Regions from separate parts of the Mus musculus genome. Here regions 1, 2, 3 and 5 are each linked to region 4. A link is a loop called in an ENCODE intact Hi-C map of the cell type or tissue named here. Cell type or tissue: gastrocnemius. All regions are shown on one strand.

Region 1 (5,000 bases), 110 kb after region 4:
GCTCCAGAGATCTGAAACTCACTGGCCCCAACCCTACCCCTCCCACTGGGAAGTACCTCCCAAACTGCCACACTGCGCAACTGTGGTTGGTATGGAATGTGGGAGGAGGCACTGAGATCACAGCAATCCCCCATTCCCATTTGCCTCTGTAAACCCACAATAGGTCACTGATTCGTCACCTACGTTCATCTCTAGGGACCTTTGAGTTTGCAATAGCAGCTGAGATCTTTTCTGGCCTCAAAACTGTGTTTTGGAGTTGTCTCAGGCTAAACCTATGGTAACTTCCAATACCATATGTACCACAGACTCTCTGGGGGCTTTTGTAAAACAGATCCTTGTTAGGTCACACCCCTGAGCTACAAGTCTGAATCCCTCGGGAGAGGGTCCGGGGCTAGCGCTTAAATACATAAACAAACAAAGACATAACTCCCCAGGTAACTCCAGAGCTTGCCTAAAATGCTGGGCTAATCTTTGAATCTACTTTAGGCAAAATTCTGAATTTCAATTTGCTCTTCAGTCAAATTAGACCTAGGGAAGAGTGATTTCAGTTAGATGAACCCTTTGGCATAAGCGACTGCAAGGATCTAAAAGTCTCTGTCTCTGCGCGCTTGGGGGGGGGGGGGGGGGCGGGGACGGGACGGGGGCGGGGCTGTGGGTGTGGTGAGGGGAGCTAGAGGTCACCCCTGAGTCTCTTTCATCAGTCACTGTGCACCTGGCTGTTTTGAGACAGGGTCTCTCATTCGCCTGGTGGGGTTAGCTGGTCAGGGAGCCCCAGGAAGGTGCCTGTCTCTACCTCCCAGCTCTGGTGTTAACAAACCCATACCACCTCACCAGGCAGTTTTACATAGGTTCTGGTGGTGGATCTCTGAGGTGGCCATGCTTGTCTAGCGAGTACTTTGCTGGAGTTATCTCCTCGGCTGGTAATGCCATTTCTCTGATCATCTTATGAAGGAATCTTGCCAACACGCAAGGCCAGGAATCTTGCTAACACGCATGACCCAAGCACCGTTTCTTTACTGCTTTGTTATTTTTAAATAAGAAGGATTTTGGTTTTTTTGTTTTGTTTTGTTTTTTTTTTTTAATTGATGAAACGTCACCTGGGTTAACCAACAAAAAAAGTTAAAGTGGCTTTTCCGAGGTCATGAGTGGCCAACACAGCAAGAAGACACCTGATAAACACTGGATGATTGCATTGACAAGACATTTGCTTCTCACTATCTTCACCAGGGACAGAGTTTGGTGACATTCTGCAGGGAGGAATAGTGTAAGAAACACGCCCCTTTGCTGTCCATCTTTCCTGAGCGAGTCCTTGCTAAGCCATCCCTTGACAGAAAGCGCTGAGAAGAGAATAGGCCAGTAAAAAAGAGGAGGCTTCCCACCTCATCGTAGACCTATTGGTGCAAGAGAGGGTTTTTTGCGGGGTGGGATTGGGGGGTGCTTTTTAAAAGGCTCTCGAGGATCCCTTGAATAACTGAGAGGTGACAGGAACGCCAGGTCTCGCAATGAAAGCATGGGGAATAATTCTAAGTTGAATCTGACGTTAACAGCACACAGATAACACCCACTGGGCACTGCTTGGCTGAAGCTTGCGGTGGGCTAGGATCCGAGGGAACCCGGCTGAGGCCAGCGGCTGCAGCAGTACAAGGCGGGGCTGCCCCTGCACCTGTGCATCCCAGCTTCGGCTGGTCCCCTCACCCCGACAGAAGCAGCCGAGCCACATCGCACGGAGAGGCCACGTCCACGGTGGGGAGCGGTCAGCGAGCGAGGCTGGGGAGGGGGGCGCGGCTGCGGCGAGCTGTCCAGGGGGAGGCGGGAGGAGGAAAGGCGCCGCCGCCTCGCCCGCGGCGACACAGACGCTGGGAGCGGCCCTGGCGGTGAGTCGCAGCGCCTTCCCTCCTCTAGCAGGGAGCGGGAGCCGCAGCTGGGCGGGTTAGCAGCGGGACCCGAGCCGGGAGCGGCGGCAGGGGGAGAAGAGCTCTCGGTGAGGCGCGAGCCCAGGATGGCGGGGATCGCGGGGCCCCCCAGAACCCGGTCCTTGCAGCTCCTCCCCAGTGCCACCCACCTTGTCAATTTCCCTGCCCTCCCCCACAACCCCACGCCGGCGCCTTGCAGGGACCAACAAGCTTTAAACCGATACGCCCCAGGCTGGTGGCTAGAGAGGAGACAGCAACTTTGCTAGGGACCCGGCGAGGCGCGCTAGCTCGAAAGGGGGCGTCGGCGAGCCTGGCGGTCGGGGAATGTCCGGAGCATGCTCTCCCCGGGTCAGGGACGTCGGTACCGGCCCGGGCCTGCAGAGTCCACAGTGAAAAGCTGCAGGAAGCCCGTGGGGGAGGTGGGTGGCTGGGGAGGGGGCTAAGGGCCGCCGAAGGTGCTGCTGGAACCTGCGGCAGAAATCCGCTGCGTTTTAAAGAGAAAGATTCTCGTGTCTGGAACCTCGCGGGGCGGGGGAAGTGTGTGCTAGGGAGACGTGGAGAGTTTTCAGTGCATACCGGATTTATTTTTAGCTTCGGAGAAGCAGGATGTGCAAAGTGGGTTGTATCAGCCCGGGAGGGGCAGGAGGTCTCCCTGTCCGCAGGAAACAATACACAAGTTTCTCGCTGCAAATGCTTTCTGTAACTTTCGTGCAGAGAAGGGGGCGGATTGAGGAGGTGGGGAGGATGGAGGAAGACTTCATATGCTCTTCCTGCGGGTGAATCTGTCCGAGGCTGCAGGCTAGTCTGCCTGTGTTCCTAAAGGACAGCCCCCCAACTGAAGATGCAGGTTCAAGTCTTCAGTGGACTAGTATGAAACACAGAAGCCGAGGTGCCAAATTCAGCTCTCTGAGAAGGAAACCACAGAAGCCTTTGCTCAAAGTTTTCCTGATTCTGACTAATTGAAAAGAACAGTCATAGGGCACTGTGTTAACCGGGAGCTGGGTTGCTGGCCGAGTTTGGTTAGGCCGAATTGGCAAGGCTTGTGAAGTTTTTTACTCCAACTGGGAGATGCTTGAGTTTCATGCCCAAGGCAATGATGCCAGGGACTGCAAAGGAGGGGCATATGTGGTGGAGAGAAAGGTGAGAGGGGGAGGGACGCACACAGACGCGGAGTGTAGTGTAGTGGGGTGGGGTAGAGAAGCTGTAACTCAATATCCAGATACGCAAGCCAACACAGCTGTGGACATACCCAGCAAGGGTTTTGCAGCCAGATGTTATATTTGAGTTCTGGCTCAGATCAGAACAGCTCTTATGAGCTGGCCGCCTTCACCTCTCCTGTGGTTCCTGGAGCGAGAAGGATGCTGCTGGTAGGTATCAAACTTACCTCAGGGATGCTACACAAATTGGATGTGGCCCTCAGATCCATCAAGCTGGGTATAGGTAGAACCAAGTGAATGTGACCCTTTCCTATTTTTGTGGTTGTTGATTGATTTCCTTCTTGCCTGAATTGCTGCGGTTACATTCCAGCTGGCTTACCGCTCCCAATCAAAACCTTCTTGTTCCAGTTCATTCTACATCCTGTGGACAATCATTCTGAAAACAAAAATCTAAGCTAGTCCCTCTGGCTGACTTCCTTTGAAGGCTTGTCAGAAGCTTTCCAGATAAAACCCAGACTTCAAGAACACATGCAACGCTGTCCTAATCTCACCAAGCCTTTCTCAGGCAGCACCCCACCCCCATTAGCAGGAGCACCTGTCAGCCCCCTCCTTCCTGTCAACTCTTGTATCTACTTCCTATCCAGATGCTACCCACTGCAGTCAGCAGGCGCTGGATACTGCCCTTCCAGGTGGCTGTTCCTTTTCACGCTGCTGTAGCATCCTAGGCATAGGTACACAGGCACAGAATCACCCTGCATAGTGACCTATGGATGAATCTTCCTGCTAGGACTGGGAAAAGAGATTTGGGGTTTAGCCAGGTATTCACTGAATGAATAAGTTAAGCAAAATCTAGTCGCTTTCTCTCAAGCCAGAATTGAACACGGAGAGTATAAGGAGGACCAAGCAAGTCTTTGTCCTTAATTCATTATAAGAAAAGCATCAGAGAGTGCGGGGGAGTCGCAAGCCGGGCATTTCACCTTAGTTTTCACACCTGTCCTTTTTCTCCCAATATTTTTGAGACAGGATCTTAAGCAGCCCTAGCCCCAGCCTGCTCTGTAGCTGAGGCTAAGCTGCAGACCCCTGCTCCCATATAGTACACTCTGGGTTCATAGATAAGAGCTACTGGTCCAAGCTCAGATGCACTCTTCCAGTTGTTAGAGGCAGATGAGCAGTGGAGAAAATCCTAACTCCTCTTCCCTTAGCTTTTCCTCAAGCTTGGCTACAGGGTGGAAGAATACCTATCAAGTTCAGGGGATAAGAAAGGTCAGGGCCAGCCTGACTCTCTGGCCCTTCCTTGGGTTATCACTTCCTTCTGGCGTGGGTTTCCGAGGGTCTGATGAGAGTAAGAAACCTGTCATTGATGTCACGTTTCAGGCAATTTGCTGAGTGCTTAGGATATGTCTCAGAGCTTCCATTTCTGAGCACTCTGCAGCTGCCCCAAGGAGCCTGCAGTAAGCTAAGATGGTACCTTGCTCTCCACAGGCCTTCAGGCTGGCTTCAAGGCTTAGCAAGCAGGTTTGAGGGAAGAGCCTGCCTTTCCCTGTTTTAAAGGACTACGAATGAAACAAAAACAGAAATAAGAATGTGCAATACAGACTTCCTTCTTTATAGAAAAACCTAGCCAGCCCCTAGGCTGGAGCCACACAAGTGGGTTTCATTTTACATGTCATCTCTGATTGATTGGTAGTGGCTGCTTAGAAAGCTGGGGCCAGGCTCAGCAGGAGAGGAGGCTGTGGTCAATTAGTGATGTCTGTCAGGGTATGGGATTTGGAGGTGGTGACAGCTTTTGTCCTCATTCTTCCTATCCTAGAGACTCTCATTGGAGGACAGTGAAGGCAGAATTCAGGGACAGAAGGGACCCATAAAAGAAAGCAGGAACTTTCCACTGTGATGATAAACCACCACGCAGACAACACATTTTCTGTGAGCT
Region 2 (5,000 bases), 790 kb after region 4:
TTCTAGACGTTTTAGGTGTGTTGTCAAGCTGCTAATGAGTGCTCTCTCTAGTTTCTTTTTGGAGGCACTCAGAGCTATGAGTTTTCCTCTTAGGAATGCTTTCATTGTGTCCCATAAGTTTGGATATGTTGTGGCTTCATTTTCATTAAACTCCAAAAAGTCCTTAATTTCTTTCTTTATTCCTTCCTTGACCAAGGTATCATTGAGAAGAGTGTTGTTCAGTTTCCACGTGAATGTTGGCTTTCTATTATTTATTTTTTTATTGAAGATCAGCGTTCTTAGAAGTGGAATTTAGCAAAGTATGAGAGAAGTACACACAGGCTCCAGCCTCCTCAGGACTTGTGCCTCTATGGGCTTTGGACAGAGTCATTCCCTCTACACCTCTGTCTAAGCAAGGAGGTTTTCCCAGGGTGTGGTCTCCCCAGGGTGATCCATCAAGGACTAAAAGGGCTCCTGTCACGAGGAGCCGCCACTTGGATGAAAACAGTCCCCTTTCCTATAGAACCTTTTCTTTTCATACTTCATTAGCATTTGTTGGCACATGCATTTAATCCCCTGCACTCTGGAGGCAGAGGCAGACGGATCTCTGAGTTCAAGGCCAGCCTGGTCTACCAAGGGAGTTCCAGGACAGCCAGGGTTGCAAAAAGAGATTTGTCCTGAAAAAAAACAAAACCATCAATAATAACAAAAGGTTTGTTAACGTGCATGCTAATGGTGTGATGTTCTGTACACGCGTGTAGCATGTGCTGATCAATTGCAACCGTCCTTTCTCTAACCCCCCCCCCACACACACACACACCCTTACCAAGCGTCAGCAATCACTGTCCAACAAGCAGCTGCCTGCCTTTGAATCTTCAGTATAGACAGAACCTGTGGTAATCAAGTTTCCATGTCTGGCTTATTTGATGTCACTTAATAGTCCCAGTTCTTACCTTGCTGAAAATGAAAGGATTGAATTAACACTTTCAGTTGAAAATGCTCCATTAATTAAATATCTTATTCATCGTCTTCATTCATCTGTTGTTGGACACCCATACTGAGACTTGAGATTAGACCTCATTTTGAGGGTTCAGTTCATCACACAGGGTCCTGGCAGCAGGGTCCCGAGGGAGCACCTGCAGCCAGGGATGATGCAGAGAGAGATGAACGCTGGTGCTTTGCTCCTTTATTCAACCAGAGGCCACGCCATGGCCAAGCTGCCCACATCTCAGATAGATCTTCCCACTTCAGTCCACCTAGTCTTAAAAACCTCACAGATGAGCCTGGAGGTCTGTCCCCTGCCATTATAACCAGGCTCACAGGAGGGACAAGCTCCAGGCTGAGATAGCAAAGCCAGTTAATACCAGAGATAACCAGATGGCGAGAGGCCATTAAGCACAAGAGCATAAGCAACAGAAACCTATGCCATTTGGCACCACCAGAACCCAAAAGATACTTCCTGGAATATGTTCTTGTAACTTTATTTGTTTAATTAAATATGTTTATTTATTTTTAGTGTTTTGAGACAGTGTTTCTCTGTGTAGACCTGGATGTCCTGTAACTTACTCTGTAAACCAGGCTGGCCTTGAACTCAAAGATCTGCCTGCCTCTGTCTCCTAAGTGCTGGGACTAAAGGTGTGTATTGCCTGGCTTGTTGTTGTTTTCGTTTGTTTTCCAGATATAACTAGAGACCTGAGTTGAGATAATTCTGTATCCTCCCACCCCCCCTTGCCCTCTCTAAGCACTAGATTTACAGGCATATACTCCACACCTATTTATTTATTTTTTCTTTAATTTGTATCTTACGTGTATGAATGCTTGCCTGCATGTGTGCATATGTGCAACATGTGTGTGCTTGACCCTCCCGGAGGCCAGAAGAAGACAGACAATACCCTGGAACTGGAGTTACAGGCAGTTTTGAGCCTCCTGATGTAGGTGCTGGAAACCAGATCCAGATCTTACGGAAGAGCAGCAAGCGCTCTTAACCCCGCAGCCATATCTCCAGCTCCTACCTCCACACCAGTTTCATGCAACACTGGGGATTGATTCCCAAGGCCTGACATATGCCAGAAATGCCACCTCTCAGTCACGACACTTTTAGCGTCTGTCTGTGTCACAGTTTTGAATGCACTTTCAATAGTCAAAATGGCAGCTCAGGGGCTCGAAGCGAACAGTATTAATTAATACCTTTCAGTTACCCGTCTTTGCAAAGGGGAACTCTGACAGTGCCTGCTCTTCTGTGCCCAGGTGGGCCCATCCAACCCTAAGGCAGATTCCAGAACTGACCCACTCCTTGCTGAGATCCTAGGGAGAGCTGCCCAACATCTAAAGGTGACAAGCAGGCGGCCTGACACATCGGCCCTGCTCCTGAAATTGGTTAGGCGGTAACAAAAAAAAAAAAAAAAAAAAAAATCTCACCGGTTGCCTCATCCCCTGTGGCACAATATCGCCACCTGCTGGCCAAAATGCCACAGTGAATTTGTGCACATCAAATAAGGACCCGTGCTCCACTATGTTCATAGCAGCCTTATTTATAATAGCCAGAAGCTGGAAAGAACCCAGATGTCGCTCAACAGAGGAATGGATACAGAAAATGTGGTACCTTTACACATGGAGTACTACTCAGCTATTAAAAACAATGAATTCATAAAATTCTTAGACAAATGGATGGATCTTGAGGCTATCGTACTAAGTTAGGTAACCCAGTCACAGAACACACATGGTATGCACTCACTGATAAGTAGATATTAGACTAGAAGCTCAGAATACCCAAGATATAATTCACAGACCACATGAAGCTCAAGAAGAAGGAAGACCAAAGTGTGGATATTTCTGTTCTTCTTAGATAGGAGAACAAAATACCCATGGAAGGAGTTACAGAGACAAAGTGTGGAACAGAGACTGAAGGAAAGAACATTCAGAGACTGCCCCACCTGGGGATCCATCCCATATACAGTTACGAAACCCAGACACAAGAAAGAAAGAAAGAAGAAAGAAAGAAAGAAAGAAAGAAAGAAAGAAAGAAAGAAAGAAAGAGGAAAAGAAAAGAAAAGAAAAGAAAAGAAAAGAAAAGAAAAGGAAAGGAAAGGAAAGGAAAGAAAAGAAAAGAAAAGAAAAGAAAAGAAAAGAAAAGGAAAGGAAAGGAAAGGCTGGGCGTGGTGGCTCACTCCTTTAATCCTAGCACTTGGGAGGAAGAGACAGGAGAATTTCTGAGTTCGAGGCCAGCCTGGTCTACAGAGTGAGTTCCAGGACAGCCAGGGCTACACAGAGAAACCCTGTCTCGAAAAAACCAAAAAAGAAAGAGAGAAAGAAAGAAAGAAAGAAAGAAAGAAAGAAAGGAAGGAAGGAAGAAAGAAAGGAAGGAAGGAAGGAAGGAAGGAAGGAAGGAAGGAAGGAAGGAAGGAAGAAAGAAAGAAAGAAAGAAAGAAAGAAAGAAAGAAAGAAAGAAAGAAAGAAACCCAGACACTGTTGTGGATGCCAACAAGTACTTGCTGACAGGACCCTGATATAGTTGTCTCCTGAGAGGCTCTGCCAGTGCCTGGCAAATACAGAAGTGGATGTTCACAGCCATCCATTGGATGGAGCACAGGGTCCCCAATGAACAAGCTAGAGAAAGTACCCAAGGAGCTGAAGGGGTTTGCAGCCCCATAGGAGGAGCAACAATATGAACCAACCAGTACCCCCGCAGAACTCCCTGGGACTAAATCACCAACCAAAGATTACACACAGAGGGACTCATGGCTCCAGCTGCATATGCAGCAGAGGATGGCCTAGTCAGTCATCAATGGGAGGAGAGGCCCTTGGTCCTGTGAAGGCTCTATTCCCCAGTGTAGGGGAATGCCAGGACCAGGAAGTGGGATTCGGTGGGTTGGTGAGCAGGGGGAGGGTGTTTTCAGAGGGGAAACCAGGAAAGAAGGCAACATTTGAAATGTAAATAAAGAAAATTCTAATAAAAAATGCTTTGCTAAGAATGTGAATTAGTGATCAATTTTTAAACACAAGTTGTGTCCCAACCACAGCAGGCCACAACACTTCTACACTTCATCAACGCAGTCACCAACCCCTAGTTGTACCACCTTTCTGTAGAAATGTGCTTTCAAAGCAGAAATGATGCAATTCACTATTTTACATTTTTATTGTGCCCTCTACTCACCCTTGTGTGCGTCTAAAGTTCTCAGGCCTGATTTTTCTGGTATAATTGTAATATACTCATTCTCCTAGTCTCAGTTCACCCTGAAAAGTGTGACATTTGTCTGTGTCTCATGAGTGGTGTGGACAGAAAATGTCATTCACATATTTATCAAGGTACAGTTATCTTCTATCCTCAAAATGGAGGTGAAAAAACTGCTTCTGAAAAAAGAAGTGAGGGAGGGAGGAAAGGGGGAAAAAAGAAACAGACCTGAGGATGAGGCTGGCAATGGCAGTGTCTCCTTCTTCCACCTCTAACACAGGAGCTCCACAGATTCTCTAACCCCACCTCGCTTCTTTGGTTAGTCATGGAATCTCAAATTTTTGGAGGGAGGTGGGGCAGACACCGGAGGATGGCTCCATGGTAAAAAAAAAAAGCACTGTCTGCTCTTCCAGAGGACCCGGATTCAATTCCTAAAACCCACATGGCAGCCTGCAACTGTCTGTAACTCATGTTCCAGGGAATCCTGAAGCCCCGCACAGACATGCTTGCAGTCAAAATATTGTTGTACATAAAATAAAAATAAATTATTTTTAAAAACAGCTATTACCATACATTAATCCACAGTATTTAAACTCTGATGTATGAGCATACTGTATACTATGATGATGGTGATGATGGTGATGATGGTGATGATGGTGATGATGGTGATGATGGTGATGATGATGGTGATGATGGTGATGATGATGATGGTGATGATGATGATTTGATTCACAGGGTAGTAGTTATTGAATTTAAGTTCATTAAATATATTTTTAAAAACTTGTGTGTGTGTGTGTGTGTGTGTGTGTGTGTGTGTATGTGTGTGCTCGTATGTGCCTCCTCTAGTTAA
Region 3 (5,000 bases), 780 kb after region 4:
TAACTTTGCTAATGTTAACACAGGACATAAGTCAGCCTTCAACAGTCACTGCTCCTATCTGCACAGACTGCAGCCCCTGGGGGACCTTCCCTGTGGGGGCTCTGCAGCCATGATTCACTGTGGCACCATCTCCCTACAGCCTCGCCCATGTCCTGGAAGACGGCTGTTATCTTGCTTTGTGTCAGAACAAATACACTTCTTCATTAAGAGTTTTGCCTGAGCAGAGCAGAAGCAGTAGGTGTGTTTTGAAAGCGGCAAACTGCAATCCCACATTCCAGAAAAGGACCAAAGCTGCTTGAGGAAGAAAGGACTGTTTCAGCAAAGTTTACAGAGCATCGTGGAGATGGAACTCAAGGCAGGAACTGTGCAGAAGCCACGGAGGATGCTGCTTACTGGCTTGCTCCCATGGCTTCCTGTCGTATACCACCTGGAACCACCTGCCCAGTTCTTTAGCACAGACTGGAAGCCTCAGAGCTTTACACTGACATTGGTTTCAATAAAAGCCTCATAGTGGATGGTACCACGGTAGAAATGCCTGTGTGTGTGTGAGGGGGGAGTTCACATGGAAAGAGAGGAGGCAAGGGGTAGCTGAGAAAACGGAACTTTTTAAGGAACACTTCCTTCAACGTAGTCTGTAAGGAGGGACTCAGCCCCGTCTGCTGAGAAAGAGCCCATCTATTCACAGGGGCAGGTACCCGTGTCCTCAGATACTCCTTGTGTGATGCCAGCACTGTTGCACTGGGAACTGAGTTTCAGCGTGTGTTCTAGAGGGGTCAGACACACATCTGATGACAGGAATTAGTCTCTACAGGTCACACTATATCAGAGAATATGTGTATGTTAGGACATAGGGTTTACAGACAATCAGAATGCACAGGAAGGAGTAAGAAGGCTCCTCCATGGGAGGTAGGTCCTGACAACGGCCATGACCAAGACCTGTGAGGGAGTAAGTCTCATTTCCAATGGACAAGAAATAGTTCAGTGAGTTAAGAAGAGAGCCCCGGGAGAAGTCTTCGACAATAGAGTCTTTAGTGCCTGATAAACATGATATTCCAAACCTGTTGGACAAGTCAGATTAGTGAGGGGGAAAAAATGTGGGAAAGCTAACTGTCTGTTTAGAAATGAGAACACTTCACAGAACCCAGTTCTCCCTTCGTTCCTCATACAAAAGTAAACACTAAAATAAGACTGGTGTTCAATTGTTTGTTGGACTGTAGAAGTAGCACTCGGGAGGCAGAGGTAGGCGGATTTCTGAGTTTGAGGCCAGCCTGGTATACAAAGTGAGTTCCAGGACTGCCTGGGCTACACAGAGAAACCCTGTCTCGAAAAAACTAAAAAAAAGCCGGACGTGGTGGCACACGCCTTTAATCCCAGCACTCGGGAGGCAGAGGCAGGCAGATTTCTGAGTTCGAGGCCAGCCTGGTCTACAAAGTGAGGTCCAGGACAGCCAGGGCTATACAGAGAAACCCTGTCTCGAAAAACAAAAAAACAAAACAAAAACAAAAAGTACAAACATAAGATATAATACAGAATGATGTAGCAAAACGCAAGACCCAAGACTGTGAGGCAAGCGCTGATACGTGCTTAACCGACCGACTGAGTGTCGGAACTCTGGGATGCTGCCTGCCCACACCATGCTCTCCCGAGGACACGCTGAGCAGCCGTCCGCTGGGGCAGAGATAGCACACAGGGTGAGCCGCCTTGCAAACTTTCTTATAAAACACAATGCACTCCTGTTATATAATCCAACAACTGTGTTCTGGGGTGTTTTCTCAAAGATGTTAAAAACATATCCATTACAAAGTCTGTACCCAAATGTTTGTAAAAGCAGTTTGTACTTAAAGTTATCTAAACAGGGAAGCAACTGAGAGGTCCTTTAAAAGATGAATAGTTAATGAACGAGGGTCCATCCCCACAGTAAAATATTACTCACCACGAGAAAGAAATGAGCTGTCAGAACATGGGTAGAAGGGGGAAGGGAACACAGAAAGAGCTAAGCTCACCAGACTGAAATGCTATTTCCCAGCCGACTCCGGCGCGGAGGACAGTGTGTGGACAGATTGTGATGGGCAGGCAGAAGGGCAATAGAAGGGAATCGAAGTGCCGAGTGTGACCCGGTCAGGGCAGCAAAGACCTTGAGTGCCAAGTCACAAAACCCACAAGTCAATATTGACGCACCAGGGAAGACTCTGACTTCTCCCTTGATGGACCTGCCACTTCTGGGTATTGGCTGATGACTGAGCAAGGCCAGCTAAAGGGCGTCCCCTAGTGGCAGGTTTTGGAGTCTCTGGTTGCATCAAAGCGGAAAATTCCAAAACTCTTCAAGAATGCAGTCAAACTAGGAATGTGGATAGTGAGTGATGCAAGCATGTAGCTGGTTCCACATAGGAAAGGCCAATGAGCAAAGGCCCTCACTGGAAGACACCGCCTGGAACCTTGGCCTGCGCAGTTAGGAAGAGACAAGGTCCAGCAGCTTCCCCTCGGCAGGGTTGGTGGATTCTGCTCCTCCATGTAGCTCAGATGCTTAGCGTCTGGCCTCACAGACACGCCCATTTGTGTATAGGCAAATTTCCAAGTCTAAGACATAACTAGTAGATCTTGATGGACATCATAGGGTTAAAACTCTTCAGAACCCATCAGTGCAGCCAACTCAAAGGCATCAAAATTTACAGCAAAAGCCACGCTCTGAAGTCATTGCTACAAAGAAGCGTTCTTTTTTTTTAATTAGGTATTTTCCTCGTTTACATTTTCAATGCTATCCCAAAGGTCCCCCATACCCACCCACACCCAATCTCCTACCCACCCACTGCCCCTTTTTGGCCCTGGTGTTCCCCTGTACTGGGGCATATAAAGTTTGCAAGTCCAATGGGCCTCTCTTTGCAGTGATGACCGACTAGGCCATCTTTTGATACATATGCAGCTAAAGACAAGAGCTCCCGGGTACTGGTTAGTTCATATTGTTGTTCCACCTATAGGGTTGCAGTTCCCTTTAGCTCCTTGGGTAATTTCTCTAGCTCCTCCATAAGGGGCCCTGTGACCCATCCAATAGCTGACTATGATCATCCACTTCTGTGTTTGCTAGGCCCCGGCATAGTCTCACAAGTGAGAGCTATATCTGGGTCCTTTCAGCAAAATCTTGCTAGTGTATGCAATGGTGTCAGCATTTGAAAGCTGATTATGGGATGGATCCCTGCATATGGCAATCACTAGATGGTCCATCCTTTCGTCACAGCTCCAAATTTTGTCTCTGTAACTCCTTCTATGGATGTTTTGTTCCCATTTCTAAGAAAGGGTAGAATGTCCACACTTTGGTCTTCGTTCTTCTTGAATTTCATGCGTTTGGCAAGTTGTATCTTATATCTTGGGTATCCTAAGTTTCTGGGCTAATATCCACTTATCAGTGAGTACATATTGTGCGAGTTCCTTTGTGATTGGGTTACTTCACTCAGGATGATACCCTCCAGGTCCATCCATTTGCCTAGGAATTTCATAAATTCATTTTTTAATAGCTGAGTAGTATTCCATTGTGTAAATGTACCACATTTTCTGTATCCATTCCTCTGTTGAGGGACATCTGGGTTCTTTCCAGCTTCTGGCTATTATAAATAAGGCTGCTATGAACATAGTGGAGCATGTGTTCTTCTTACCGGTTGGGACATCTTCTGGATATATGCCCAGGAGAGGTATTGCAGGATCCTCCGGTAGTACTATGTCCAATTTTCTGAGGAACCGCCAGACTGATTTCCAGAGTGGTTGTACAAGCTTGCAATCCCACCAACAATGGAGGAGTGTTCCCCTTTCTCCACATCCTCGCCAGCATCTGCTGTCACCTGAGTTTTTGATCTTAGCCATTCTGACTGGAGTGAAGTGGAATCTCAGTGTTATTTTGATTTGCATTTCCCTGATGATTAAGGATGTTGAACATTTTTTCAGGTGCTTCTCTGCCATTCGGTATTCCTCAGGTGAGAATTCTTTGTTCAGCTCTGAGCCCCATTTTTTAATGGGGTTATTTGATTTTCTGGAGTCCACCTTCTTGAGTTCTTTATATATATTGGATATTAGTCCCCTATCCGATTTGGGATAGGTAAAGATCCTTTCCCAATCTGTTGGTGGCCTTTTGTCTTATTGACGGTGTCGTTTGCTTTGTAGAAGCTTTGCAATTTTATGAGGTCCCATTTATCGATTCTTGATCTTACAGCACAAGCCATTGCTGTTCTATTCAGGAATTTTTCCCCTGTACCCATATCTTCAAGGCTTTTCCCTACTTTCTCCTCTATAAGTTTCAGTGTCTCTGGTTTTATGTGGAGTTCCTTAATCCACTTAGATTTGACCTTAGTACAAGGAGATAGAAATGGATCAATTCGCATTCTTCTACATGATAACCACCAGTTGTGCCAGCACCATTTGTTGAAAATGCTGTCTTTTTTCCACTGGATGGTTTTAGCTCCCTTGTCAAAGATCAAGTGACTATAGGTGTGTGGATTCATCTCTAGGTCTTCAATTCTGTTCCATTGGTCTACTTGTCTGCCACTATACCAGTACCATGCAGTTTTGATCACAATTGCTCTGTAGTACAGTTTTAGGTCCAGCATGGTGATTCCACCAGAGGTTCTTTTATCCTTGAGAAGAGTTTTTGCTATCCTCGGTTTTTTGTTATTCCAGATGAATATGCCAATTGCCCTTTCTAATTCGTTGAAGAATTGAGTTGGAATTTTGATGGGGATTGCATTGAATCTGTAGATTGCTTTTGGCAAGATGGCCATTTTTACAATGTTGATCCTGCCAATCCATGAGCATGGGAGATCTTTCCATCTTCTGAGATCTTCTTTAATTTCTTTCTTTAGAGACTTGAAGTTCTTATCATACAGATCTTTCACTTCCTTAGTTAGAGTCACGCCAAGGTATTTTATATTATTTGTGACTATTGAGAAGGGTGTTGTTTCCCTAATTTCTTTCTCAGCCTGTTTATTCTTTGTATAGAGAAAGGCCATTGACTTGTT
Region 4 (5,000 bases):
TGCATAGTTATCTGAGATACAGATAGAATTAGCCTTCCCATCTCTGAAAGAACAGACTCATAAAATCTCTATTCCAAGCATATTTTATGTGCATACTAAAATTCATCATCTCATCTTTGAGGACTCAGAATAGCCAGTGGGTCACAGTAGAATAAGATTTTTTGGATTTTATGTGGCCCCTGCCTTCTTTAATGGTGACTCTCTGTGCTTATTACTCCTTACACCTATAATTATTTTGCCACATGTTGCAGTGATTTGGGGACTGGTCCAGTTTAGGGTCAGGACCTATGGTCTTTATACTTGTATTGTCCTGAGTGGTTGAATGCTTGTCTAGCACCAAAAGAACTACAGCAGCAGCAACAAACACCCTTGTGTTGTCCTGGGTGACAAGTTGCTGACACTCAGTAACAGTTATCTGGTGAACAGCAAGGCACAGAATGAGTTGCATGGTGAAGCGTGCTGTCAGAATAACAGACAGTCAGAATAACAGACAGTCATCATTATTACTCACCTGATATCCACAAGCATCATTTAATTTGCTAACAACTCTAGCAGGAAATCCCCCCCCCCCCCTCCTCCTCCTCCTCCTCCTCCTCCTCCCCCTCCTCTTCACAAACACCTGGTCACTCGCTGGAGACAAAAATCAGGATCTAATTTCCTAGGAGGGTCGACACACAATAAGTGAAGGGCACAAAATACTGTCTTCTTTTTCAAGTTAGTTTCAGGAGCTATTGCACCTTAAAGTGATAAGGCCCGAATTCTGGGCAGATTGACATCAAAGACCACAAAATTTCCTTAGAGAGCCCCAGGCAAGATGGCGCTACACTGCTGAGTAGCCACCTCCAAGGGTTGCCCGCCTGGAAGGGGCTGGTGAGAGATGAGTGTGCAGAGACTTGCCAGGCTTCAGGGGAGAAGCCAGGGGAAGCTTGCAGAGGTGAGAACACCCTTGCTAGTTGCTGGCCAGCAGAGCTGTTGCACTCAGTGGGAATTTACTGTTATGTGGCTAATGGAGAATTTACTGAGTCAATTCTATCTAGTTCTCCTAAAGGGAGGATTAGTTTCACCATCTTTCCAGCTATGAGTTACGCTCAGAGCTGCCAGCCCCATGTACCAGCAAGGGGAGGGAGGAAAGCTAGGTACCAGAGGTTGCTGCGTTCTCTTGCCTTCCCTAGGGCCTGGAGGCGAAAAGAGGGAGGGAGAAAAGCGGGGGAAAAAGGGGAGATATGGTTACCTGTTTTTCCAACCTGCTTCCTGGGACTTCCTGGGGCTCACGTGGGAAGACCTGCTACCAGCACCTATGGGATTGTGTTGCTTAGAGCTGTGTTCCTGGCTTCCACACGGTGGCGCTCTTGAGCCACCGGTGTCTCAGCTTGGAGGGTGGCTCCTTCGCTGCAGGGACTCAGGAAGCCGCTCTCACAAGACACCTGGACACAAAGATCTGTGGGCTTAGCCTCTCTCCTCCAGAACAGAATTCCAGAAGAAGCCCCTGGGGTATTACATCCCTGACCAGCTGGAAGCTCAGAGACCAAAGTCAAGTAGACAGTGGCAGAGGGGGAAAGCCTGATTTTTGGTTCAGACTGAAAGAGAACGAGTCTATTTTCATAAGCGGTTACAGGACAACTGTCAAGAAGCCAAGAAACCCGGCGAGGTGTCAGGAGGCCTGGCGCAGTCACAGAGTCACTGGGACAGTCAGCTGGGCGGAAGGGGAGCAGATGAGGAATGAAGACGGCCCCTAGCCGGCTGTACTTCTGGAGAATCCCACCGAGAGGGGGCTGTTCTAACTGCTGTCAGCGGGGTGGGCTGTTGAGTCCCTTTGGCTCTGTAAACTCGAGGGTCATTCATCCCAATGTGAAGTCAAGCCAATGGGTGGTGGGTACTGATTTGTAGTTTGGGTGTGGGAGGCAGCTTTCTCGGGAGCTGAGGGGTATTATTAAATACGGCTTGATCTTTTGAGACATAACTCTGTTTTGACTCAGGTCATTCATTCACTTTCCACTCACAGAAAATACCACAAAATGTGGGGTGCTCCCGCATTGTGAGGGAGGAAGGAAGAGCAGGGCTGCAGAGCCAAGCTCTGGCTCCGGCTCTGGCTCTGCACCTACTGGCTGTGTGACTTTGGCACATTACTTGTCTTATTTCTGCCTTGAGTTAAAGACCTGTCACTGGGCAGAATAACAGTATGGGTTTCTTGTGTGGTACAAGTACTTAAAGGTACTTAAAATAGTACTCAGGGCACAGTGCTAGGTAAACAAAGCTATTTCTCAAAATTATTGAAATTCCAACTCCATGCTAGAACATCCCTGTTAGTCTAGAAAACACTGTCAATAGGTTAGCTAGGGCTAAGTCGATCTGTGGGCACATGACATGTCGCCTTTCTGTTTTTCTTTTCTTTCTGTCTGTCTCTCTGTTTTTTCCTCTCTGTCTCTGTTTGTGTGTATACATGCACATTCATGTGTGAATGTGGGCACCTCACCCCACAGGGTACCTGTGGAGGGCTGAGGACCCCAGCTGTTGGTCCTTGTTTTCTACTTTCTTGAGTCTCACACCTATGTACCCCAGGCTAGCTGGCCTTCTGTCTCTCACCTCCCACTGAAGCACTGGGAATACAGATGCTGGTGCACAGTGCTCGAGGCTTTTGTGTGGATTCTGGGAATTTGAACTTAGGTCCTTACACCTCACAGCAAACGTTTTTAGTCACTGAGCCATTTCCCCTACCCCAGCATTCTCTCTCTCTCTCCTCCCCCTCCCTACCTCCTTTCCCTCTCCCTCTCTTTCTCCCTCCTTTCCTCCTTCCCTCTTTCTTTCCTTTCTTTCTCTTTCTCTTTTTGGAAATTGGGTCTCATAGCCTAGGCTGGTCTTGAACTTGTGGCAATCTTCTTACCTCAGCATCCCACTTCTTGATATTACAGGTGTACACTACCTTCCTGGTAACAATTTCTTCATGCATTTATTTATTTATTTATTTATTTATTCTTCATGCATTTTTTTCCATTTTTGCAGACTGGCTATGCACATTTTTAGCATGTATTTCTAACACAGCAATGGAGTGGAAATGTAAGGGTTCTTTGGAAAGTCAGTTGTGCTGGATGGTCCTTTGCTGGGGCAAACATGTGAAGGAGTGTTTCCTGAAATGAAAGGATGTTTTGCTAAAGCAGACATGTAAAGGAACATTTAGCTGAAGCAGACACAGGAGAAAGGCTGGTCTGCTAAAGCAAGCATGTGAAAGAACGCGTGTATTGTTCTGCCTTACATTGCATAGTTTGTTGTCACCCCATAGAGAGAAATGCACCAAAAAACTTCTGGTGGTGTGCTGGTGGCTTCTGTTGCTCTCACGGACTGGGCCAATTGGCAGAGTGACGTCAGCTGAGATAGAATCATGTGGAGTTTTGCTAAGACAGACCCACATGATGAGACAAAACCTGTAGAGGACATGTAATGTTTGGAGGGAGTATAAATAGACTCAACAGACTGTGAGCGAGGCTTGCTTGTACAGCTAGCTGTGCACTGCTTCTTGGTCTTACGTCTTCGCTGATTCCTTGAGAGAGGCACCACCGAGAGTTTCTCCTGGCATCCCTGGTGTTCCTACTCTCTCCTGCTGACTTGTGCTGTCGGCAGAGGCCTGGCTGTTCCTGCTAGGTCGTGCTGTCCTGATACTACTGAACTGTCCTGCTGGTATATCCATGAAGTGTTTGCGAGTGGATGGAGCTGCTGTTATTGATCTGTGAACTGAACTGTTGATTTCCTGACAAGCAGATGAGATTTGCTCCAAAGAAGTATTTCTAAACAGGTCCACTTCTCTCATAGCCTACTAACCTTTCTTTTCCACTACCTCTGGTGGGTGGTAGGCAAGAAAGGAGGTTAAAACATTGAAAAAAACATTGTCAAAAGTAGGGTTGAAAAAAATTTTAAATTGCACAGAATTTTTGCCACCTGGGGAGTATTTCCTTATGTTTTCTTAAGCAATATTCTGCCTATGGCATTCAGAGCAAGTGAAGCTTGTCTCACATTAATTATCTGTGCAGGCTTAATGTCTTCTGTTGCTGTAATCATGACCGGTTCCTTTTAAGGCTAATGCATAAGTCATAAACCCCAATAATGCGTAATTCCCACTACTCTCAGCAAGGGGCTTCAGTAGCATGTGTATTGCTGCTCCAAGGAGAGGCCTTAGCACCAGGAGATCTCACCCCACACATATTAGGATTTTGGTGCAGCCTGTCATTGGGAAAAGTAGCTGCGGTGGTTTGCCTGCAGTATGTATCTGGAGGGAGGGAGGAGACAAGCCTGACAGGTTTGCCCGGTGATGGATGGAATGGATATCCTGAATGTATCATGGAGGCCATTGTGCAAACCCTCCCAGACAAAGAAGAGGGTGAAGGTAGCACTCAAGAGTGTTTCTCATAACCCTTTGCCCACATGGGGGCACAAAGCACAGAGGGTAACACATTGAGGGAGGGGCATTCTTCTCTCCAGACCAATTTAGTACCTGGCAGAGCAAGATGAAGGAGTAAGACTGTGTGGGTTGTTTCAATTGCTTGTAACACAAACATCTGTAATGGATCTCTCTCTCTCTCTCTCTCTCTCTCTCTCTCTCTCTCTCTCTCTCTGCCATTGTATGCACATGCATATGACATTTTTTCCAATTTTTTATTAGGTATTTTCTTCATTTACATTTCAAATGCTATCCCGAAAGTCCCCCATACCCTCCCCTTGCCCCCCGCTCCCCTACCCACCCACTCCCACTTCTTGGCCCTGGTGTTCCCCTGTACTGGGGCATATAAAGTTTGCAAGACCAAGGGGCCTCTCTTCCCAATGATGGCCGACTAGGCCATCTTCTGCTACATTTTATACATAGCCATGGGTTTTCCTTATCTATCTATCTATCTATCTATCTATCTATCTATCTACATGTATATGTTTTATACAAAACCATGTTTTTCCTCTCTCTTTTTCCCTCCCCCCTCACTCTCTGTGCATATGTATAAGAAATTTTATACACAGCC
Region 5 (5,000 bases), 450 kb after region 4:
CACACACATCAGTGACAGATGACCTATTGAAATAATTTCAGAGCCAGTCTGTGGTTGCTACGACAACCAATGCTCTCTTGGCTTTTATCTGGCCATGTGACAGGGACTTTGACGTCAGCCAGAGGCAGAGTCTGTGGCTGAGTCCGCACAGTCAAAGGCTTGTGAGAATCTGGTGGATGCTGGACCTTGCTGCTGCTGCTGCCGCCGCCGCCGCTGTTGCTGTCCCTACAGCTGTGGTTGTTGCTTCCCAGGGGCTGCAGGAGCATGGACTACTAAACCCCCACTTCTTCAGCGTGAGGTAATCGGTTTGCTTTATACACAGGAGTTACGTGGTTTCACAGCCCCTGATGGTTTTCCCTCCCCTCTTAACCTCCTACAACTTTGCCTTCAAGAGCAGTTACTGACGAACGGAGCCAAAGAATGTGAAGCAGCTTCCAGTCACGAATTTCAGGCAGTCTCTGGAACTTGGTTAAATTTGGATTAGTGTTCCATGAAGTAGGTTAAAATGTAATCTTTCTTGCGCAATGCTTGCTAACATACATTATTTAGAAATTCTCATTTTGCAGCGTGAGCCAAATTTGCTCCCTTGAATTCTAGGAATCCCTCCTTCAGTGTTGTTTGGGGTCTGGTAACTCCAGCACCGCCTTGGAGGGAGCAGCTAACTTTTCCTTGTTGCTGCTGCTGATTCTGCGTCAGCCCACAGCAGTCTGGAATTTGGTTTCTACCTCATTTGCAGCATGTATAATTAGCAACAATGGGAACCGTGAGAAAAGACTCTAGACTTTGAAAGTTGTGGTTATTATTGTAAAGGGGGCTTTTGGTACTCTGTAAATAAGAGGGGAACTGTCAACAGCTTCCTGTTTAGAGAAAAGAATCTGCAATATGCCAAGGAAGTCGGGGTGGAACCTTTATGTGTGTGCGTGTGGTTGTTTTGTGGGTGTTACTGTGAAGTGCTATTTTGTGGCTCGCTCTCTCTGAAAACCCTGGTGAAGAGGAGGGACTGACTGGCCTTTTCTAAGGAGTCCTGTAAGCTGGTTCTGATCTTTATTCTTAAAAGTAATTATCTTGAGAAGAAACTAGCCTGGAACTAAATATGCATTGATGTGAGGTCTTCCCTAACTGAAATGTAGATTGAGGATGCTCGATAAAAATTTGCTCCAGGTCTTGTGTGAGTGATTTGGTAACTGATGAGCAAGGATTGCTCCGGCTGTTGTGTGTGCATTGCTGTGGTTCTGCTAGCTCCTTCTGCAGCTCCAAGTTTCAAGGAAACCTCAGGTTCTGAAGCAAACAGAAGCCTAGATGGATAAACAGGTTTCTAGATCTTACAGATTTAACAGAAACGAGGCGTATTTTAGACAGCCATCTGAAATAGAACCAGCATTTGAAGGAGCATAGATAGACTGGCTCCACTCGATATATGCAGTCAGTAGGTTGATGATATAGTTATATTTTAGTTTGGAGAAATAATACATTGTTTGGACAGTAGGTTGACGATATAGTTATATTTTAGTTTGGTGAAAGAATACATTGTTTTTTGCTTCTGTTACTAGGCTCAGAATTGTGGGTTCTACATTTTGCTCTCGTTGGGTGAGAATTCTGAGAGCCTGTAGCCGCAGCAGTAAATGAATAACTGCTTGAATCAATTATTTTCCAAGCAGCTTTCAGTGAATGGACCTTTTGATCAGAGCTTCCGTTAGGACTGTCCACTGTCTGATGTGCTTGTACATACATGTATTTACTAAGACGTCTTCCAGTCATTTAACTGACCTCATGTTCTTGTAACCCAGACGCTACCACTTTCATGAGTCAACTGGTGTGTGACATTTCAATTGAGAATGGGGGGACCAGCTAGCACTGTCATTTAAAGGCATCTCTCGTGGTATACACTTGGTGCTTTAACTTTTCTTGTGTCGACTGTTATCTTCACTCTTTTTCTTGGTTCTCTCCCTGGTTTTAAATTCACAAGATGATTATGTACGACATCCTCATGCCCTCATGCATGAGACTGGATTCCAACAATCAAAACTGTGAGAGAGAGAGAGTCGGTGTTAGTGGCAAAATGTCGGTGATAAAAAGTTGGGAAAAGAGCCTCCCTGATGAAAATAAGAACTTTCAAAGCCTCGAGCCAAGGGTTTGGTTTTTTGTTTTTGTTTTGTTTTTTTTTTTTAAATAAGGAAAGGGGGCTGAGGAGCATCCCCCTGCAGCAGCGAGTCTGTGCTGCCTGCTATCAAGGTCAAGAGTGCTTCAGCCTCAGAAGATGCCAGCATGGAATGATTGACTCTAGAAACCTGGCTGCTGAATTATTAAAGGCTCTGGGTCTAGTTTCAGGAAGCCTTAACCCTTTCAGTGCCACGAGCACGTCTGGCCGTCTGGTGCTACCTGTGGACTCTTTTCCAGAATGATATCTGAAGTGCATAAAACAAAGTATGCTGTGTTGCAAAGGAAACTACTTTTCATGAAAATGTGTCTTTAAAAAAAGAAAAAGAAAAAGAGGCCATGAGTTTGAAAGAAAGCAGGGAGGGGAGAGGGGCAGGGGAAGGGGGGAGATTCAGAAGGTATTGGAGGGAGCAAAGAAAATGGGAGGGATAAAGTTATTATAGAATAATTTCAAAACATACAAAATAATAAAAAATAAAATATACTATCTTTTCATTATGACAGGATAATTGCTTTGTTCATATGTTATTAAGTCATATACCCTACCAGCAGGTGCAATAGCTACCACAGTAATGAGGCAGTGCTTCGCGTGAAGGCTGCTTTGAAATAGAGTTAGTCTAAGAATTGCAATATGAAATGCAAATATCTGCGATTTGTCTTGGCAACATCCCTGGCACTGTGGTTTGTGACCCACATTTTAGTGGAAAGAAATACTAAATTTCAGTTTGGGGTTGGTGGAAATAAAGATGACATTATTTAACCACCCAAGTTCTTGGGGTTCTTCTGGATTCTGTCTGCTCTGGAGGTAACTAATATGTGAGCTTGTGGGGCCAAAGGACATAGAACCCCCTGGACAAAGTCCATAACCTTATTTCAGTTCCACAGCATCTGATTTTATTCTTGGACCCTGAGAACTTCACAGTACACTCTAAATACTGGTGCAGACGGGGATGGCAAGATCCCTCAGCTGCTAAATCTGCAATTTACCTTTAATACCCCACCACCGCCACCCTTAACTCGTCTTCTGTTACCTGCACAAGGAACTCTTACCTGGGTAGATATGGGTTATGAGGAAAACACTATTGACAGGTCACTCAAGTTCAAACCGTGTGCCACAGAGGACCATAGCTGTTTACAAAGAGACCTTTATCCACACAGGGAAGATAAGTGGACGGTGCTTTCATGAAGCATGCTGGGAAAAGCAGACACTTCCCAGAAGAGCCAAACTGGATGCAAGACATAGCTAAGGCCAAGAAGGAGGTGTGAGTGTTATTGTGTAGTAGGAGGTGTGAGTGTCATTGTGTAGTGTCGGGTGTCAGAAAAGCTCTCATTCCCTACATTGTTTTGAATGAGAAGAAAATAGTGTTGACTTTCCTCTGTGAGATGAGGGAACTTTGCTGTCCATTAGCTGCTGTCACAGCCCTGTGTTTAGAGAGACCAAAGCCGCCCTTTCAATTACATGAGCTCCTACCATACTGGTGTAAAAGAATGGAGTTAAGATGGTTTTGCACAAGCTGTTGTTTAAACCAAATCCAAATCCCTTGCATTTGAAATGGAAGCTGAGTAATTTTTCGTGTGGTCTCAGAGGGATTACGAAAGAGGATGTTCTTAAATAGTTCTTGCTCTTTGGATTAGGAAAAACACCTGCTTGGAGCCTGAGTCTCTGTGGCAACCTGCAGAGAAACTTGGAGAAAGTCTAACATCCCCAGCTGTCCTCTGCTTCTTGATGGAGGTGCTGGAAACTTCGGCGCAGAAAGGAATGTGTCGTGATTTTTTACGAAGTCGACTTTTCTTTAAATGGCATCTTAGGATGGAAAGCAACTAGCAACAGCTTTACAAAATTCAACATTTTTTTATTGTTTCCATAAGAGATGCCATAAAAGTTAGTGTTTATTGAGACTTTTATACAGAAATTATATGATAAATATTAAGTCCACTGGTGCTACATTCTCCAGACCAATAGTTTCTCATCTCTGTGCTTAAATTTATAGCTTTTGTGAAATATATCTATAGATGCCATTAATGTCATGCTGAAATGGCTCAGTACTTAAGAGCATTTGCTGCTCTTCTAAAGGACCTCAGTTCCCAGAAACCACGTCAAAGGGCTCACAACTGCTTGTAAGTCCAGCTACAGGGGATCTGACAGCCTCTTCTGGCCTCCACAGGCACCTGTACACATGTAGCATACACTCACACAGGCACACACGAGTGCATAAATAGAAATGACAATTTTTTAATTAAATTATTCCATGGTAATCTAGAATGGAATAGACTCATGTCACGATAAAGTCCTATATTTGATTTGCAGGCAAGAAATTGCTAATATGAAAGATATTCCAGTTGTTGCTTTAATCGGATGCTTTTCCACAGTCAGTGAGCTCTGCTCAGCATTCCAGCAAAGCGAGGCCTGTACATCTTCCTTAAGCAGCTGTACTGGTTACTGTAGCTGTGACAAAAATACCCAACAATGGGAAGGATTTGGCCAGGCATGGTGGTGCATGCCTTTAATCCCAGTACTTGGGAGGCAGAGGCAGGTGGATGTCTGTGAATTTGTGGCCAGCATGGTCTACACAGTGAGTCCAGGATAGCCAGGGATACACAGAGAAACCTTATCTCAAAAACAAAACAAAACAAACAAACAAAAAAAACACCCACAAAATAAACACAAAACAAAACAAAGAAAGGTATTATTCTGGCTCACAGTTAAAGGTATGTGGTCCATCAGGGCACAGACAGGATGACCTCGGGACCACAAGGCAGTTGGTCACATTACATCCTCAGTCAGGAAGTAGACCCAGATGAATGCTGTTTCTCAGCTTGCTTCCTCCAATTTACTTAGTCCA

What was found. Hi-C counts contacts between places; a loop is a spot of excess contacts. Peaks named below come from ENCODE experiments on the same cell type or tissue, not always from the same donor. Only the 100,000 strongest peaks of a DNase experiment are listed, where the experiment ranks them.
Region 1: a loop joins it to region 4, with 2.2 times the contacts of the local background. A loop is called at or near these places in 8 of 42 quality-filtered maps.
Region 2: it touches region 4 in a loop (4-fold over the local background); 22 of 42 quality-filtered maps call a loop at or near these places.
Region 3: it touches region 4 in a loop (6-fold over the local background); 31 of 42 quality-filtered maps call a loop at or near these places.
Region 5: a loop joins it to region 4, with 5 times the contacts of the local background. A loop is called at or near these places in 23 of 42 quality-filtered maps.

What each region holds. Positions count from the first base shown.
Region 1 is chr15:37,788,877-37,793,876 of GRCm38, reverse strand. It overlaps a transcript of Ncald not described here. Among named protein-coding and RNA genes, the nearest start is that of Gm15942, 91 kb to the right of the region's middle. In gastrocnemius, a CTCF peak has its summit at 1,904; DNase peaks (open chromatin) are centred at 1,905 and 2,134; H3K4me3 peaks cover 2,012 bases; H3K27ac peaks cover 1,981 bases.
Region 2 is chr15:37,111,668-37,116,667 of GRCm38, reverse strand. No RefSeq gene overlaps it. Among named protein-coding and RNA genes, the nearest start is that of Gm41301, 22 kb to the left of the region's middle. In gastrocnemius, a CTCF peak has its summit at 2,452 (motif pointing left); a DNase peak (open chromatin) is centred at 2,428.
Region 3 is chr15:37,117,897-37,122,896 of GRCm38, reverse strand. No RefSeq gene overlaps it. Among named protein-coding and RNA genes, the nearest start is that of Gm41301, 15 kb to the left of the region's middle. In gastrocnemius, a CTCF peak has its summit at 2,268 (motif pointing left); a DNase peak (open chromatin) is centred at 2,260.
Region 4 is chr15:37,902,563-37,907,562 of GRCm38, reverse strand. All of the region lies in intron 1 of Gm35019 (a long non-coding RNA gene), which reads left to right. Among named protein-coding and RNA genes, the nearest start is that of Gm35019, 2.9 kb to the left of the region's middle. In gastrocnemius, no CTCF peak of the experiment used is centred here; DNase peaks (open chromatin) are centred at 907, 1,371, 1,647 and 2,037; H3K4me3 peaks cover 845 bases; H3K27ac peaks cover 298 bases.
Region 5 is chr15:37,454,515-37,459,514 of GRCm38, reverse strand. Ncald (neurocalcin delta) reads left to right here and starts at 133. Exons shown (of 4, transcript NM_001170868.1): 1 at 133-298. In gastrocnemius, no CTCF peak of the experiment used is centred here; DNase peaks (open chromatin) are centred at 118 and 2,348; H3K4me3 peaks cover 1,808 bases; H3K27ac peaks cover 1,527 bases.